Regions from separate parts of the Mus musculus genome. Here region 2 is linked to region 1. A link is a loop called in an ENCODE intact Hi-C map of the cell type or tissue named here. Cell type or tissue: left cerebral cortex. All regions are shown on one strand. Each heading gives the region's core, and the rest is flanking DNA. Links, peaks and the distances in the headings are about the cores only.

Region 1 (8,328 bases), core at 329-8,328:
GGCCTTGCAGAACCTCCACCTTGTCATGAACAGTGCACACGCATCCATAAAGTGAGTCCCCGGGCGGCCTCTGGCTGGACCAGCAAGGGAAAGGTGCTGACCGGCTCAGTCATACTATAGTCAATCAAGTAAGAGTGGTCTCTTGTTTTGAGACAGGGTCTCACTCTGTAGCACTGACTGGCCTGGAGCTATGTACACTAGGCTGACCTTGACCTCACACAGATCCTTCTGCCTCTGCACTCAAGTGCTAGAGTTCAAAGCATGCACCCCCTCACCTGGCTTGGTTTTTTTTTGAGGGATTTTTGTTTTGTTTGGGTTTTTAAGACAAAGTCTCCCTGGCTTCTCTGACAGTATGTGTAGACCGGGTTAGCCTCAGACTCAGAGATTTCCTGCTTCCATTTCCCAAGTTCTGGAACTTGAGGTATGCATTATCATGCCCGTTTTAGGATTTTTATTTTTGATGTTCCAGAGAACCTTCCCACTAATAGGTGTGGATGATGCCATGCCTCTGAATCCAGCTGCTTTGCCTGTGTACGTTGCAGCTCTAACTGAAGGGGAGAAGTCTGCCACAGTGAGCATACTGTGAGCTAGTCAGTTGGTGATGATAATGGTGATTAAACACTCACCAAAGCTGCAGCTTGTTAAACTTGTCAAGATGTAGTTAATTCATCTGACCTATTAAACACAAAAGCAAAGTAGTCCCCCTGGTAGAGCTCTCATGACTAGATATGGGACTTGCGGTGGGACTACTGCCCACATCACTGAGAGTACTGCATCATCAGCTTGGCCTAAGCAAAGAGCAAAATTCAGAATCAGTTTCTGATGAACTTATCTGGCTTGCAACCTACCATCTTTAGTTGCCTTCCCTAAGCTTCACTATAGGGTGGCTGGCCTGTGCACAGGCACATGGGCCAGAGGGCAGCCACACAGAATCCAGTGTGGCAAACCTGGTTGATAGCTCTGGGCTCTCTCCTTTAGATCTGTCTCTGGCTGCCTTTGCACGGCTGAAATAATGGCCCTGGTCTCTCTCTGCTTTAGGCAGCTGGTGTCTGGGGCAGACACACTGAACCTTGTTGCTGAAATCCTCAAGTCTATCGACAGAATTAGTGAAGTTAAAGATGAGGTGGACTCTTGAGACGCTCTACCTGCCACCGGGTCCCGTCACCTCTGCACCGAAGGCACCACACATCTTCCGAATGTGTTCCTGTCTATGCAGTCCTCATCAAAGCATTTCACGGCCTAATCATGTGACTGGCCATCTGCAGTACGGGGCTCCTTTCCACCAGTTGAACCTAACAGTTTACATGAAGTCCCACTGTTCGATAGACTCACTGATTTACTGGAAGACACTTTTATAAAACCACTAAAGCTGAAACGACAGTTTTGTAACAAGCTTCTTTCACCACCCTCTCTAGGACGAGGTCGGGCTCAGCCTCAGTGTTGTCAAGTGGAACACGAAGTGAGCCAGTGTGTAAGTGAGCAGCCTGTACAGAGACGCGTGCCTCACTGAGGCAGCACCGCTTGGTACGTGCTGCCGTCCTCCCACCAGGACCATAGGACCAAGGTCACACACTGTGCACAGTGCAAAGCTTCATACACCCTCTACTGTGTGCTGTCAGCTTTGGAAAGCCATTTGGGGCTGTCGATTTTGATGCACGTTAATGTGTTTGTGTGCCTTTTGTATAGTGCAATTCAGACTGGAATTAAAGCACACACCCACCTGGGGGGTCAGCACCAGCTCTTTGGGCTGGCTGGCTGGTTTTTGAAGGACAGGCAAGACATAAGCAGCTCCCTGTGCTGTGCTGAGGGGTCAAGGTTTGGGGGCCACTTTCCTATAGGTTGTTTTTTTGTTTTTTTTTTTTAATTTATTTTCCCTTTTCCCCTCCTGTTGAGATCAACAGCTTTCTGATCTAAATAAATCTTAAAGATCATTTAGACTGTCTTGTCATTTACTCAGGGATTCATGCTTGAGAGCTACCCTGCTCTTTTAACTTCAAGGTCTGCATCTGAAGATATTCCTGCAGGGTAGTGGTGGCGCACGCCTTTAATCCCAGCACTCGGGAGGCAGAGGCAGGCGGATTTCTGAGTTCGAGGCCAGTCTGGTCTACAGAGTGAGTTTCAGGACAGCCAGGGCTACACAGAGAAACTCGAAAAATCAACAAACAAAGGATATTCCTGCCATTGCTGGGTTATCGGACCCTCAAGTTCTTGACCCTTGGAGTCAGGCATTCACAAGAGCCACTACATCAACATATCACAACATATCACATACATATCACAACATATCACATACATATCCCAACATATCACAGAGCCACTACATCAACATGCCGGATGAGCCACATCCTAGCTTCACACTAAGGCTGGGTGGATGGACGCCTAGCAACTAAACCACTGGGCCCTTTAACTCACAGCTTTTTAGAAGCTGTCCCCACCCCCAGAGCAGATCGCAGTGCAAGGTGGCGGGACACAAAGGAAGACCAGGCTAGTGTTCCCTCTGCTCACAAGGCTTGAGTCAGAGCTGCCATCAAGAGGAACCGTCAGCCTTTCTCCACCACTGCAAGTGAACCGGATGAGAGCTGCACAACTACACTACTCTCAATTTACGTATGAAGTGTTCCTAAAGTTGTACAAGCACCATAGAGCATGGTGGTACATGCCTTTATTCAGAGTACCAGGAACAAAGACGATCCCAGTTCTCAATCAGTCTGTTCTACATAGACTGTCTCAAGAAACAACAGTACCCCAGGGAAATTTGCCTGATAGTTCTTACCAGGCTTGCCCCACACAAGTTCCTACACCAGGAACCTACAGGTTTCCTTTAATGCCCCAGACTCCCTCTGGCCAAACCCAACTCTGGGCCAGACTTGATATGACTCTTATTTTCTTTTTTGAGACAGTGTCTATATAGTTCTGAAACTTGCTTTGTTGTATATCAGGCTGGATTTGAACTCACAGAGTTACACCTACCTCTGCTTCCTGAATGTTGGATTAAAGGGATGCACTATTACTCTTTGATTTCATGATTCTGTACCCACTCCAGTAGTGTTGCAGGTGACTTCTAGCTTGTAGTCAGTTCTCCATAAGACCAAGGCCCTTCCCAGGTCCCACAAACTGGCCAGTCGCCAGGCTTGGTTTTCACCAGCCTTGAGCCTCAAGCCACTGCCATGCTTCTCCTACTCACAGGCATTATTAGGCACTAGGAGGACCCAGCTGCCTAGGGAGAGTAGAATTAAGGAAGCTGTTAAGAATTAATAATGGAGAGAAAGTACCCAAGGAGCTAAAGGGATCTGCAACCCTATAGGTGGAACAACATTATGAACTAACCAGTACCCCGGAGCTCTTGACTCTAGCTGCATATGTATCAAAAGATGGCCTAGTCGGCCATCACTGGAAAGAGAGGCCCATTGGACTTGCAAACTTTATATGCCCCAGTACAGGGGAACGCCAGGGCCAAAAAGGGGGAGTGGGTGGGTAGGGGAGTGGGGGGGAGTGTATTGGGGACTTTTTGGATAGTATTGGAAATGTAAATGAGGAAAATACCTAATTAAAAAAAAAAAGAATTAATAATGGGCCGGGCATGGTGGCTCACGCCTTTAATCCCAGCACTGGAGAGGCAGAGGCAGGCAGATCTCTGAGTTCAAGGCCAGCCTGGTCTACAAAGTGAGTTCCAGGACAGCCTGGGCTATACAGAGAAACCCTGTCTCGAAAAAACAAACAAACAAAAAATTAATAATGGATAATTATTGGTATTTTGTTTCATAAGAGTGAGACCGACCCCCCCCTCCCCGCCCTCCCGCCCCCCCCCCCCCACTACTTAGCCAGCAGCTCTGTGATGTGTTGGCCAGGCAGAATAATCCTTAGTGAATGAATGTCCATTTCTGGCGGTCCCAGGTTGTGGGCTCCGAGGACGACACACACGGGAAAGTACTTAACGACACACTGATCATTCATCCAAACCCAGAACACCAGGAGCTAAGTACACAGCCCAGGGAACCTGGAGAAAGATGAACGCCTCGCTAGGGCCCCGCCCCCCAGCACACCTCCTAGCATGCCCTGCGCCGCAGCCTGGGTGGGACTTCCGGTGCAAGCCTACTGACTTCCGCGACTGCTAGAAGCATGATCTGCGTGTGGTCGCCCGGGCGATGATGCCAGCTGTGAAGTTTGGAAGGGATGCCTAGAAGGTGAGGATTGGCGGGCGGCAGGTAGCAGGCGTTGTGTCCAGGAGGGGCAGGGCAGCCAGCACGGGGAAACCGAGGCGTGGCGTGGCCGCGACATTGCTGGAGTGGAGAGCCCGCGTCCGGAGCCCAGCCGAGGTCCCCTAGCTGGTGAGATGCAGGACCGGATTTGCTCCGTGCTGTGCTCCGAACCGCTGCTCTAACCGGTTGCATGCGCTGCAGCACCACCGGCCACCCCTGGCTTATCGAATCCAGCCACTAAGGGTGCATTGGACCCCAACTGCCTTGCCCGGTTAGGCCTTAGAAGGGACAGGCAGCAAAGTGTCTCTGATGTCATTAAAGGCGGACCGTGGCTCCCAGCTCAGGACTTGAAAACGTGACTTTTTCTTCCTTTATGTGGGCGATGCTGTGGGAGGAGATGGAATTGCTGCTGCCTCAAAACACGTTACTCTTTCGTTGGTGGCCAAGCATCCAGTGGCAATGATTATTGCTACATCTGTAGATCCCGCTGTTTCTAGCCAAGTTGGTTGACAAACGTTCCCTGTATAAGTAATTGGAATGTCGTTGAAGGGGATTTTGTTTTGTTTTGTTGTAGTCAGTTAAGACTGCTGTCAACAACTTAGTAGGAAGAAATCAAACAGGATGTTTTTCTTCATTTCTGGCTCTGGGTGTGAAAATGTGTTTGATAATTTTGTTTGAAACAGTATCTCACTAATGGTTTGAAATGCAGAGATCCACTTAGTTATGCCCCCCAAGTGCTGGGATTTAAATTATGTGCCATCACACTCAGCTCTTTGTTTCTTTATTTTGGTTTTTGGTTTTTTGGGTTTTTTTTTTTTTTTTTTTTTTTGGGCGGGGGGGGGGGGGGTGGATTTTCCGAGACAGGGTTTCTCTGTATAGCCCTGGTTGTCCTGGAACTCACTTTGCAGACCAGGCGGGCCTCGAACTCAGAAATCCGCCTGCCTCTGCCTCCCAAGTGCTGGGATTAAAGGCCTTTGCCACCACGCCCGGCTCTTTATTTTGTTTTTGAAGACAGTTTCTTTTAGAGCTCTGGCTGACCTGGAACTCACTCTGTAGACCAAGCTGGCCTCAAACTCAGAGATCCCCCTGCCTCTGCCTCCTGATTCCTGGGATTAAAGACGTGTGTCACTATACCCGACTTCTACACCCAGCTTTTTACAGTTATTATACTTGTTTATTTCCTTGTGTGTAGGTAGATGTGCCATAGTGGGGGAGGTCTGAGGGAAAGCTGGAGTAGGGTCTCTTCACCATTGATTACTGGTCCTGAATTCAGGTCCTTAGGCCTGGTAGCAAGTGCCTTTGTATGGTGTGCCATCTCACCCACCTGAGCTTGTGTTTTCTAGAATCATCTTTCACACTTCTCTTCCAAATTTCCTTTGCCCTCAGACTTTGCTTACAGTGTACCAGAGAAAAAGCCTCCTTTGTACTTTAGCAGACACTTGTTCAGTATCAGACAACACCATATGCCAGGTAGTGTTCTGAAAAGATAGGTCATGGAGTAAGCTAAGCCTTACTCTGACTTACTAGCCAGTCAGCACTGTGTAGAGCGGGGCACCTCTTTATAGGTTTGGATCACAGGGGGTGAATGTCTGTTGCTCTGCACTTTCTGCACTTGGTGACCAACTGAGCACCTTGGGGCACAGAGACAAGTGTTTTTACCTGTGCTGGTGGTGGCCTCAGGGAGAGTAGGGTCATTTCTAGGTGTTGAGTCAAGAGCAGAAGTCCTGGGTATGAAAAGAGTGTCATAACTTGTGGGACTTTAACCCTAAGCTGATTGCCATCTGGATAGTCTATTGTCTGCATTTGAACAGGCTCTTGCCACCTCCAGCAAGTGTGTGTCTGAAAGAGAACGAGACCCAGGCACACTCAATTTCTCATGTTTTCTAACATTCTGAAGGCAGGCTGAAGCCATGGACATAGACGCCGAACGAGAGAAAATAACACAGGAGATCCAGGAGCTTGAAAGGATTTTGTATCCTGGATCCACCAGCGTCCACTTTGAAGTCTCTGAATCCAGTCTCAGTTCAGACTCTGAAGCAGGTGTGCCCATGAACCTGGCCTAGCACGGCATGGCTGGAACGGCTGTGTGTACCCTTTAGCTAAATTAGGCTGTGGACTGTTCCATGGTCAGACTCTGTTTCTTGCCCAAACTGTCTTCTACTTTCACCTCAGTAAGAAAGTTTGTTTCAGTTTCTTAGTCTTAGCTGTCAGGGCTGCTGACTATTTGTGTATAACCACCCCTGCTGCCATCTAGCCTGGGACCCTCTAAGCAATGGTGAATCCTGGTGGGGAGAAGAGGACCCAGAGCTCAGCCTATCAACTTGAATAGTCTCCATGGCCCAGATACACAGAATTTCGTCCCTGAGCACTCCAGTGAGACCCTGTTATAAGTGTTCATTTTTGTCTATAGCATACTCTTGCTCCCCATGCTCCCACTCCAATAGAGTGTGCTTGTGTTTCTTACAGATTCGCTGCCTGATGAGGACTTGGAAACTGCTGGTGCCCCCATCTTGGTAATTGTTGCTTACCAGGCCAGGCTGCTGGGTCATACCTGTTAACTACCTTCCAAACTGGCCTAAGAGGACTTTGCATGCCTGTGGGATTTTCTACAATTAATGTTATTTACTGTGAAAATAAGGCATCACAAAGTATTTACTTATTTTTATGGTGCTAGAGATGGAATCCAGGGTCTCATTCACACTAGGCTCACACTCTACCACTAAGCTATACCCCTAAACACAAATTATTATCAAAACTAAAGTTTATCCATAGAAGTGAAGTAACTCTAACAGACTGGTGACTATAGCTGCTGGCTTTTCCTGAGCTCACAGTCAAAACATCAGATGTGAGAGGCAGCATACCTGGGACCTGCTTCACAGCTAACCCTCTGTGTCTCAGTTTCCCGTTCTAGATGGTAGTCATCATGGATGGCTTAGGAAAGCATCTGGCAGAGATTAGTCATGCCAGCGTTGCTAGCCATGCTTTGTTCGTTTTGCTTACTTCCTCACCAAACAAGCAAGTATGGAGTCCCATTAGTGTTTAAGGACCATGTGTCTGCTCAATAGACTAACACAGCTCTGGAGTCGTTGGACATTTGGCGTTCTTGGAGGTTTGACCCTGATTGCTATTCCGGGAATTTCCTTGCTGAGATCTGACACTTGAGGTGTTCCGGATGGGAACACAAACTTGCTGTGAAGTTCAGGCTCCAAAGAGATGTCTGTTATAAAAATGGAAGCTGCCTGCTATGGTATACCAACTCCCAACCCCAGCATACATTTTACAAGCAGATCTCATGTTGGTTTGGAAAGATGCCCACTCTCTAGCTTGAGGATGATGGGCTCTGTATAACTTCTCCCTCCTTCCAGTATGGTTCCACACTCAGTGAGTGTATACTAGGGCTTCCTCAGCTCCCTCTCATGGGCTTAGGCTTGAGCTTGGCAACAGGAGAGGGCTGCCTGTTTCCTGTTCTTCCTGCTCCATTTCTGGCTCCTAACTAGGAAGAGGAAGGGTCGAGTGAGAGCAGCAATGATGAGGAGGACCCCAAGGACAAAGCTCTCCCTGAAGACCCCGAGACCTGTCTGCAGCTAAATATGGTCTACCAGGAGGTGATCCGGGAAAAGCTAGCAGAGGTTAGCCAGTTGCTAGCCCAGAACCAGGAGCAGCAGGTAAGATGACCTACTCAATACCTGTATAACCCCTCATGACCCTCAGTGTCCCACAGGATCAAGTTCCCAGAGTGAATCTGCTCACCCACCTGGCCTACCCTCTTTCTCTACCTGGCCTACTGATGGCCTTGCTTTTGTCCCAGGAAGAGATCCTGTTTGATCTGTCTGGAACCAAATGCCCCAAGGTGAAGGATGGCAGAAGTCTGCCCTCATACATGTACATAGGCCACTTCCTGAAGCCATACTTCAAGGACAAGGTTACTGGAGTGGTGAGTAGTAATGAACGCTCTTAGCAGTTGGTTGAGTGTCTCTTCTTCATGAGTACTTGGGTCTGTAGGGTGTGTTTCCCTAAAAGAATCACAGCGTTTAGGAAGTCAGTAGTATAAATCTCAAACTGCTGATGCCCTTGTGTGCCTGCATCTTCCTGGAGTCTCAGGCCGCTTCCTTGTACTGGGTGGGTCATG
Region 2 (8,328 bases), core at 255-8,254, 230 kb after region 1:
CCCTGCTATTGGGCAAATGGCTTCCCTGATCTCAGGGCAGCAGTGGTCATACTGTGAGAAGACTCACCAAAGGGATTCCTTTCCCAGGAGCTACAGTCATGACATGGTTATTGCTGTCTAGGGCCATAGTGGAAATATGCGTCTCTCCTTAGCCCCGTGGAGACTCATGGGGTGGGTGGGGTGGAGGGTGGGGTCTGGAAGTCCATTTTACAGTAGGGTTCAAGCTGGGGAAGGCTGAGAAGCAGGAGTGGATGTTTTGAACAAGAACCTCACACACCAGGGACAGTGTTCCCTTCTGATCATCATCTACATCACCAGAATTTGGGGTTTCACACGATAGCAGTGTTCCTGCCCTGAGGATTTGGGGGTTCACACCATAGAGGTATTTGGTACTTGAATCCCACAGAAAATTAAATCAATTACCCAGTCTAATCAAGAACTCAGGTTTTTAATTAAACTAAGCTTAATGAAATGGCGAACGCGCAGCTCTGTCGATGTCCTGATCAGGCCCTGGGGGCTGGGAGCAGCTGAGTGGTCCATTGCTGGCTGCTGGCTGCTGGCAGCTGGCCGAGAGGATCGATGGGCTATTCGCTCACAGGAGCTGGCCCTATGACAGGAAGCATGGCAGGGTGATGAGCAGCCAGGGATCCCAGCCTGCCCTCAAGCCCTGGACTCTGGGAGGATCCCATGAGCACAGAGGAGACCCCCCCAACCACCTGACACAAGGAGACTGTCTGCGGACACTGATGACATGCATTAGGTTGCACGGGAAGCTGGGAGCCCTGCAGCTGAGATCCTGTGGCATATGCAGGTAGGTAGTCATGGCTCCAGGCTCTGGTTTTGGAATGCTTGTCTTCTGCAGCTATCTGGGCCTGGCAGTTCTCAGCAGGGCCCTGGCTGGGCCACCACTAGTCTTGGGACTCTTCCCTCCCCTGCCCTCATTCTTGCTCTGCCCCTCTGGGCTTTTTAATGTCTCCTCTTCCTCCCTCAACCCAAGCTCACTTGTGATCACAGGAGGCAAAGGTCTGACTTGGTCAAAGCTATCAGCCACCTTTGCCACGCTGAGAGTGAAGACACAAGGGAGCACTGGGGAAGCTGGCTTTCCTGAGGGTCACTGTACTGCCCCTGTCAGACCCCAGGGCACGTGTTGCCCAGAGTGGGTAAAGTCGTTAACAGGCAACCTCTGCCTGGTCTACAGTGGGTAAGTGGGGATTGTCCTGAGAAGTTCTGAGGCTGGGGGAGGAGCTATGGTGCAAGTGGGGATTGAGTATTTTAGAGTCTGGTCCAGGCCCACATGGGGGCCACATGTGAACAGGTCTGGGCTGGATTCTCAGTTACCAGGCACCTGTGCTCAGAGGCTTCGAGCCTCCCTTATACTAATTGGAGGTGGAAACAGCCATCTTCTTAATGCCCAGATGGTACTCTCAGTGGCCCCCCAAAACCAGGTTAACCCAAAGAGCCCATCAAACCCCCTTTTATCTCCTGGCCCTCCTACCCTGATCCTGACATTTCTCTCTAAGACAGGTCTTTTGGGGCCCATGTTGCCACAAACTCGCTATATAGCCAAACTTAAACTTCTGATCTGCTTCTACCTCCCAAGTGCTGGGATTCAAGCTTGTGCCTTCACAACTGGCTTATACAGTGCTGGGCTAGAAGTCAGGGCTTTGTATGCACTAAACAAGCATTCCACCTACTGTGAGCCACATCCCTAACCCTGGCCTCTCTGAACCACACTGAGACTCCATAGACATCATCTTTTGCCTGAGCAAGTGAGCAGTTTTTGGGTGCTGGGGGAACTCAGGGGCTCCGGCACTCCCAGGGACAGCAGAGCAGCCCCAATCCTGGCACTTGAGGCTCACAGATTTTTGGTCTCATATTCCATTCCCCTAAAGCGCCCGGGACACAAGCCTGCTCCGTTCTCATGAGGACCCCACAATGCCTCTAAGTTCTGCCAGCCTCACCCTCAGCACGCAACTGTGTTCCACCCTTCCCCCACTGGATCTCAGCCCTCAGCCTTGCAGCCTGTGAGCAGGTGCAGCTTCCTAGCCAGCCCAGGCCCCCCACTCTGATGGATGTCTGTCGAGGGAAGCTGTGTGCCAGGAGCATCCCACCCCAGGCGCGGGAACCAAATGCATAATAAAAAAATAGAACCTTGACTGCAATTGTCTGATCTATATTTATTTCATAACATGTAGAATTAATAAGATACGGGTTTGAGGTTGCCATGGCAACAGAATGCACAGAGGCTTGTCCTGGTGAATAGATGAATTCATAAATAATGCCAAAGTGCTGATATCAACAATCAGCAGACCCTGCTCTAAGGCTAGTCCCTTACCCCGGTCTCTGTGCACCCACATCTGGGGGCAGGTCACGAACTTGTGTCATGCCACAAGTGTCATTTCAGGGTGAAGGTTTCCTGAAGCCTGCCATGCAATGGTCTGAAGCTGTCAAGTAGGAGATTTTGCTTAGCTGCTGCCCCCTGTAGGGACCAGATCTGGAGATAAATGGCCATTGAGAATAGGAAGGGTGAATAACAGTGAGACTTCCCTCCCAGACATCTTACTTCCCAGCTGCTCAGACAGCTAGGTGCTCAGTCCCCTGTCCTGCTGTCATGAAAACAGGACAAATCACATGGAAGCATCCACTCATTCAGGAGATCAACTGTTCACTTGGCCCACGCCACCCAGCCACCAAGTATGCGGGGGGGGGGGGGGGCAGCAAGGACTACTGTGTAAGGACACCTGAAGTCATAGTTACTTCCTGCAGAACAGTCACCTGTCACACTCGCTGATGTGAGATGTGTAGGTCACCAGGAACCGTGACAAGGACACAGTCCCTGGTAGATGTTCTCCAAGCACCAAGAGCTGGCCACAGTCACACCATGCCTGTGATCTCTGGACTCTCCCACTCTTCAAGAGCAAAATGACTTCTTCCCAGAAGCTGGAGCCTTTGGCTGAGTGCCCACCAGACACAAGTGCCCATCAGGTCACAGACAGGACATGGCTAAGTCATAGATGCTCTGCTCTTGGCTTGCCTGTACTCACGGGTGTAAGTCCCTTACTTCCTGCTCTGTGTCTTTCTGTAAGAACAGTGTGGGCCCCTCCCCAACCTGGCTGGAAAGAATGCAACTTAAAGAAGCAGGAAACTCTCTGAGTCCGAGGCCAGTCTGGACTACAGAGCTAGTTCCAGGTCATCCAGGGCTACACAGAGAAACCCTGCCTCAAAATAAAATAAACCTGGAGCAAAGGCCACAAGAGATGAGTAGCAGGCCCAGAGTTTATGGTTGTGCAATGCTCTTGGAGCCCTGTGATTGACATATATCACACACCCCTGTCAAACCCACAAACCCTCAGACTGTACAACATCAAGAGGACCTTTGTGGCGCTGTGAACTTTGGGAAAGGATGAGGTAATCCTAAAACTGCTCCAACAGGTAAACCCCTCTGTAATTTAAAGATACAGTCTGTTTTTCATTATTATGTTTTTTTTTTTCTTCAAAGAGACAGGGTCCCTTGTAGCCCAGGCTTGCTTTGAACTCAATATGTAGGTGAGGATAGCCTCGAACTCCTGACTCTTCTGCCTCAACCTCTGGAGTGCTATGGGATTATAACCATGTGCCACCACACCCAGTTTACGCATCATTGGAGTTGAACCTGGGGCTTCATGGATGCTAAGCCAGCTCTCTACCAACTGGACCTCAGCCTCACTCCAACTCTTTCATTGGCCCACCATGTCCTTGTAAGAGGCTATTCAGATTGTTCAGACCTAACGGAACTTCTCAGAACCCTAGGAGCACCTGGGGTGCCAAGACCTTCTCTATGCTGAAGACCTATCTGACCAACAGATGTTTGCTGAGATGCAGCTGGTGACAGAAGTGCATAGGAGTATGAGCACCTTGGTCCACGCTGCAGCCAACACTCCAGGTGAGAACAAGCCCAGCCAGTCACAGGATTGTGGAGTTGATTTCCACGTCTGCCTGTGACAATTGCACCAACAGTGGCTAGGAGCCAGGAGGTCTCCTTGCACACGTGCTGGGCCACTGAGAATGTAGCAGTTCTCTTATCTACCAACACAGGCTTTACCACTAACAGTTGCTCCTGGCCCTCTGTGCCCAGCAGCCTGTGTGAACCAGCCACACTCACCTCATTGGACAGATGGTCTAACACTTGTGTCCTCTGTGTCCACCGAGATGGAGAACACCGTGAGCATCCTGGAGGAACCTGGCCCTGCCTTGTTTCCACCACAGATAACTGAGTGTAAGCCCTGCACTCCAGCCACCAGCTTCTCCACATGTGTGTCCTCCATCTCCTCATCTGGGAAAGGTATGTGTGTCTGTGTGTGTGTGTCGGTGTGTGTGTGTCTATGTCTATGTGTGTGTGTGTCTGTGTGTGTGTCTGTGTGTGTCTGTGTCTATGTGTCTGTGTGCGTGCATGCGCATGTATGCCAGGAGATGAACCTTAGGAGCCTGGGAGTGATCTTTGCAGGTGTGCAAGAAAGCCTGTAGCCATCCACAGGATAGCTCCTCCTTTCATAATAAAGCAGTGTGGGCTACTCCCCTGCACAACTGGGGTGCTGCACAGAGGAGCTGTCACCTGCTTTGTCACTACCACTCCCATTCCTCCACTGCACCTCTCTTTACAGGGCGAAAAGTGGAAAGAAAGCACAAGACTGCCCCCTAGTGTTCTTATCAGAAAACTGCTCCAGTCTCCTTTAGCTCTTCCAAAAGTAGCAAGCTCAGACTGAGCTCTTGAGGTGTGAGACCCTCTCACTGGGGTCTCCGGGAAGCAGGCCCTCTAGAGGTCAGATGGGGACCCAACCCACTGAGTCAGAGCACTCAGGAGCTGTGGGGACCTGCAGCGTGGTGTCGCTCAGTACTCCCACACCCCTGCCTTCTAACTGACTCCACCCTAGTCATCTGTGACAGGGGTATAAGCCCTGTTAGGCTTGGTGTTCACCATCACCCCCCATCCAAAAATTCCCCTGGGTGCTCCAAGGAAGCCCGGACTTCTGTAGTCAGAACCCACCATCTTGCTGAGGTCCCCAAGTCAGGGTCCAGCATGGATGCTACTCACTGAAGGCCCCATATTCCATCTTTCTAGATTGGAAGTAAACTGAAGCACAAAGAACTAGGTGATCCGAGTGAACTGAGGTACTCAGAGGTGAGCCAAGGTGAAATGAGGTAAATGGAAATAAACTGGGGTGACATGAAGCAATATGCTGGGATGTTCAGTGACCCTAGGTGAGAGGAACAGTGCTGAAGTGCATGAGCTGGCCGTATAGCAGTTCAGAGACAACTATGGATAGAGCTGAGATCTCCACCAGCCCCATGCCAGCAGAGACTGACGCCTTAGGCTAACCCCAGCTCAGACCAGATGCGCCTCCTGGTGGCTGAGCCTGGACCTCTGGCCAGCCCTTAGGGCAAGTCCCCAAGTGGTCCTCCTAGGCCCTCTGGCAGGCCAAGAACTCCCATGCTGACCGCAGGCTCTTTTCTTAGAATACAACTCAGAACCTTGCTAGAAGGCAGAACTATTTACAGTTGGCTGAGAGAGACAGAAGGGAGTGGCTGAAATCTCAGGTGATGTTCAATAGGTAGACCTGGATTCCCCTCCACTTCAGGTAAAACCCAACTTTGAGGCACCAAGAGGCACCAAGAACAGGTTGAAAGATCTGCCTCAAAAAAAAAAAAAAAAAAAAAAAGAATAAGAAAAAAAGAAAAGAAAAGAAAAAGGAAGGAAGATCTGTCTCAGGATACAGCCTCCCACCCTGGACCCCCTTCTAGAGATCCTCGGTAATATGAAAAGGGGCCAGGGCTACACAGAGAAACCCTGTCTCAAAAAAAAAAAACAAAAAAAAACAAAAACAAAAAGAAAATGAAAAGAAAATCAAAGAGGAAACAAACGTCCTGCTTCCTCTTCTCTTTCCTCTTCTTCTCCCCTCCCCTCCCCTCCTCCTCTTTCCTCCTCCTCCCCTTCCTCCTCCTCCTCTTTCCTCTTCTTCTTCTTCTTCTTCTTCTTCTTCTTCTTCTTCTTCTTCTTCTTCTTCTTCTTCTTCTTCTTCTCTTCTTCTTCTTCTTCTTCTTCTTCTTCTTCTTCTTCTTCCCTCCCTCCCTCCCTCCCTCCCTCCCTCCCTCCCTCCCTCCCTCCCTCCCTCCCTCCCTCCCTCCCTCCCTCCTTCCCTCTTCCCTCTTCCCCTCTTGTTTGGTTTACTTTTGAGGCAGGTTTTCTCTGCATAGCCCTGGAACTCACTCTGTAGACCAGACTCAAACTCAGAGATCTGCCTGCCTCTGTCTCCCAAGTGCCACCACCACCAGTAATTCACTGTGCTATCTCACTGCACCCAGGACCATCAGTCCATGGATGGCCTCATCCACAACACAGGGGGCCCTCCCACATCAATTATCAACCAAGAAAACGTCCTTTAGAACAACCCCACAGAAGCATTTTTCTAATTCATATTCTTTCTTTCCACCACAGATAGTGATGCCATGGCCCATGCTGTAGCCAGACTTCCTTGATCTGTGCTGCTGCTGACTACACAGGGCAGGGGGCTTCTTCTGCCAGGGTGTGGATGACTGCAGACTTATAGTTAAGAATGAGAGATGCCAGGCAGTGGTGGCGCATGCCTTTAATCCCAGCACTTGGGAGGCAGAAGCAGGCAGATTTCTGAGTTCGAGGCCAGCCTGGTCTACAGAGTGAGTTCCAGGACAGCCAGGGCTACACAGAGAAACCCTTTTTCAAAAAAAAAAAATTAGAATGAACGATCAGAAGGTTTCTGTGACAACTTCTTTCCCCAACTCCCTCCCAAAAGAAACAGTGTAAACAGGAAGCGAGAACTCTTAAAAATTATAACAATGCTGTAGTGTAGCTCCTCACAGTTGGCTTCTGGCAAGGGTAGGGAAGGGAAGGACTCAGTTATCTTTAAGGGGCTGGCCACTGGGAGTTTGACCCTGCTCCGGTGAGTATTTGAGCGTCACAAATTAGAGTTGTGTTTCTCCTCCTTCTCCTTCTCCCCTTCCTCCTTTTTTTGTTTTGAGGAAGGTCATAATGGTGGGGAGTGAGCCTGTGAGGACTGGGAAGTGAATGGGATAAAGGTATATTATGTGAATTATTAATTTAAAAATTATTCATTCCCAAATGACCCCAGCTTGTGTCAAATCAACATAAAACTAGGCAATATGCTGGAAGTGGAGGCTTGCCCTGAACCACAAATGGTCAGAAAGGAGAAATTCAGAGGGGTGAAGAAGAGCCAGGGAAGTGGCAGGAGGAGGAGGGAATGGTGAGCAAGGCCCAGAGAACTCAAAAACAGAATTGAACTGTGGCCATAGGCAGCTTGGTTTCCCTAAGACGTGGCGGACCAAGCAGACATCTTTTGTAGTGGAAGCAGGAGCAGGGGTTCCACCTGTGTGTCGGGCTTGTCTGTAAGAAGCTGCCTGCTATCAGAGACGCTTCAGGTCCTTCAGGAATCAACCAGAGGGAGCCATGTGCATCACAGCTGGACAGGCATGAATGCCACGTGAATGCCACCAGGATGTGTTGGCCAGATGGACCAGGTCACATGGCTTCTATATGAGTTGGGGTCTAGGCTTGATGATGTGTCGTCCCTCAGCAGGGACACCAGACCCACCCTGACTGCCTACCCTAAGCAGGCCACATGGCTGTACAGACCAGTGAATTGGTGGAATTGGTCTTGGTTTTGTCTTTGAATCCTTTTTTATTTTTATTTATTTATTTATTTATTTATTTATTTATTTATTTATTTATTTATTTATTTATTTGTCTCCTTGATGGCAGTGATGCTCTGCTAGAGCAGGCTCACTGTGTGCTTACAAAAAGACAAGACAAGCCGGGCGTGGTGGCACACACCTTTAATCCCAGCACTTGGGAGGCAGAGACAGGTGGATTTCTGAGTTCGAGGCCAGCCTGGTCTATAGAGTGAGTTCCAGGACAGTCAGGGCTACACAGAGAAACCCTGTCTCGAGAAAAAAAAAAAAAAAAAAAAAAGGACAAGAGAACATGGCACTTTTTTTTTTTGTTTCCAGAATTTATTTATTTATTTATTTATTTGATATTTTCTTCATTTACATTTCAAATGCTATCCCAAAAGTCCCCTATACCCTTCTCCTGCCCTGCTCCCCAACCCACTCCCACTTCTCGGCCCTGGTGTTCCCCTGTACTGGGACATATAAAGTTTGCAAGACCAAGGGGCCTCTCTTCCCAATGATGGCCGACTAGGCCATCTTCTGCTACATATGCAGCTAGAGACACAAGCTCTGGGGATACTGATTAGTTCATATTGTTGTTCCTCCTATAGGGTTGCAGACCCCTTCAGC

Evidence for each region. A loop is a pair of places that touch in the nucleus more often than their neighbours do. Peaks named below come from ENCODE experiments on the same cell type or tissue, not always from the same donor. Only the 100,000 strongest peaks of a DNase experiment are listed, where the experiment ranks them.
Region 2: a loop joins it to region 1, with 3 times the contacts of the local background. A loop is called at or near these places in 1 of 42 quality-filtered maps.

The regions. Positions count from the first base shown.
Region 1 is chr2:26,376,405-26,384,732 of GRCm38, reverse strand. Snapc4 (small nuclear RNA activating complex, polypeptide 4) reads left to right here and starts at 4,080. Exons shown (of 23, transcript NM_172339.4): 1 at 4,080-4,184; 2 at 6,097-6,239; 3 at 6,666-6,712; 4 at 7,697-7,864; 5 at 8,008-8,133. The coding sequence starts at 6,110. It overlaps Entr1 (endosome associated trafficking regulator 1), which reads left to right. Exons shown (of 10, transcript NM_026563.3): 9 at 1-51; 10 at 1,039-1,933. The coding sequence ends at 1,135. In left cerebral cortex, for the core only: no CTCF peak of the experiment used is centred there; DNase peaks (open chromatin) are centred at 4,071 and 4,498; H3K4me3 peaks cover 1,313 bases; H3K27ac peaks cover 601 bases.
Region 2 is chr2:26,150,538-26,158,865 of GRCm38, reverse strand. No RefSeq gene overlaps it. Among named protein-coding and RNA genes, the nearest start is that of Tmem250-ps, 14 kb to the right of the region's middle. In left cerebral cortex, for the core only: CTCF peaks have their summits at 4,684 (motif pointing left) and 5,377 (motif pointing left); DNase peaks (open chromatin) are centred at 2,126, 4,657 and 5,383.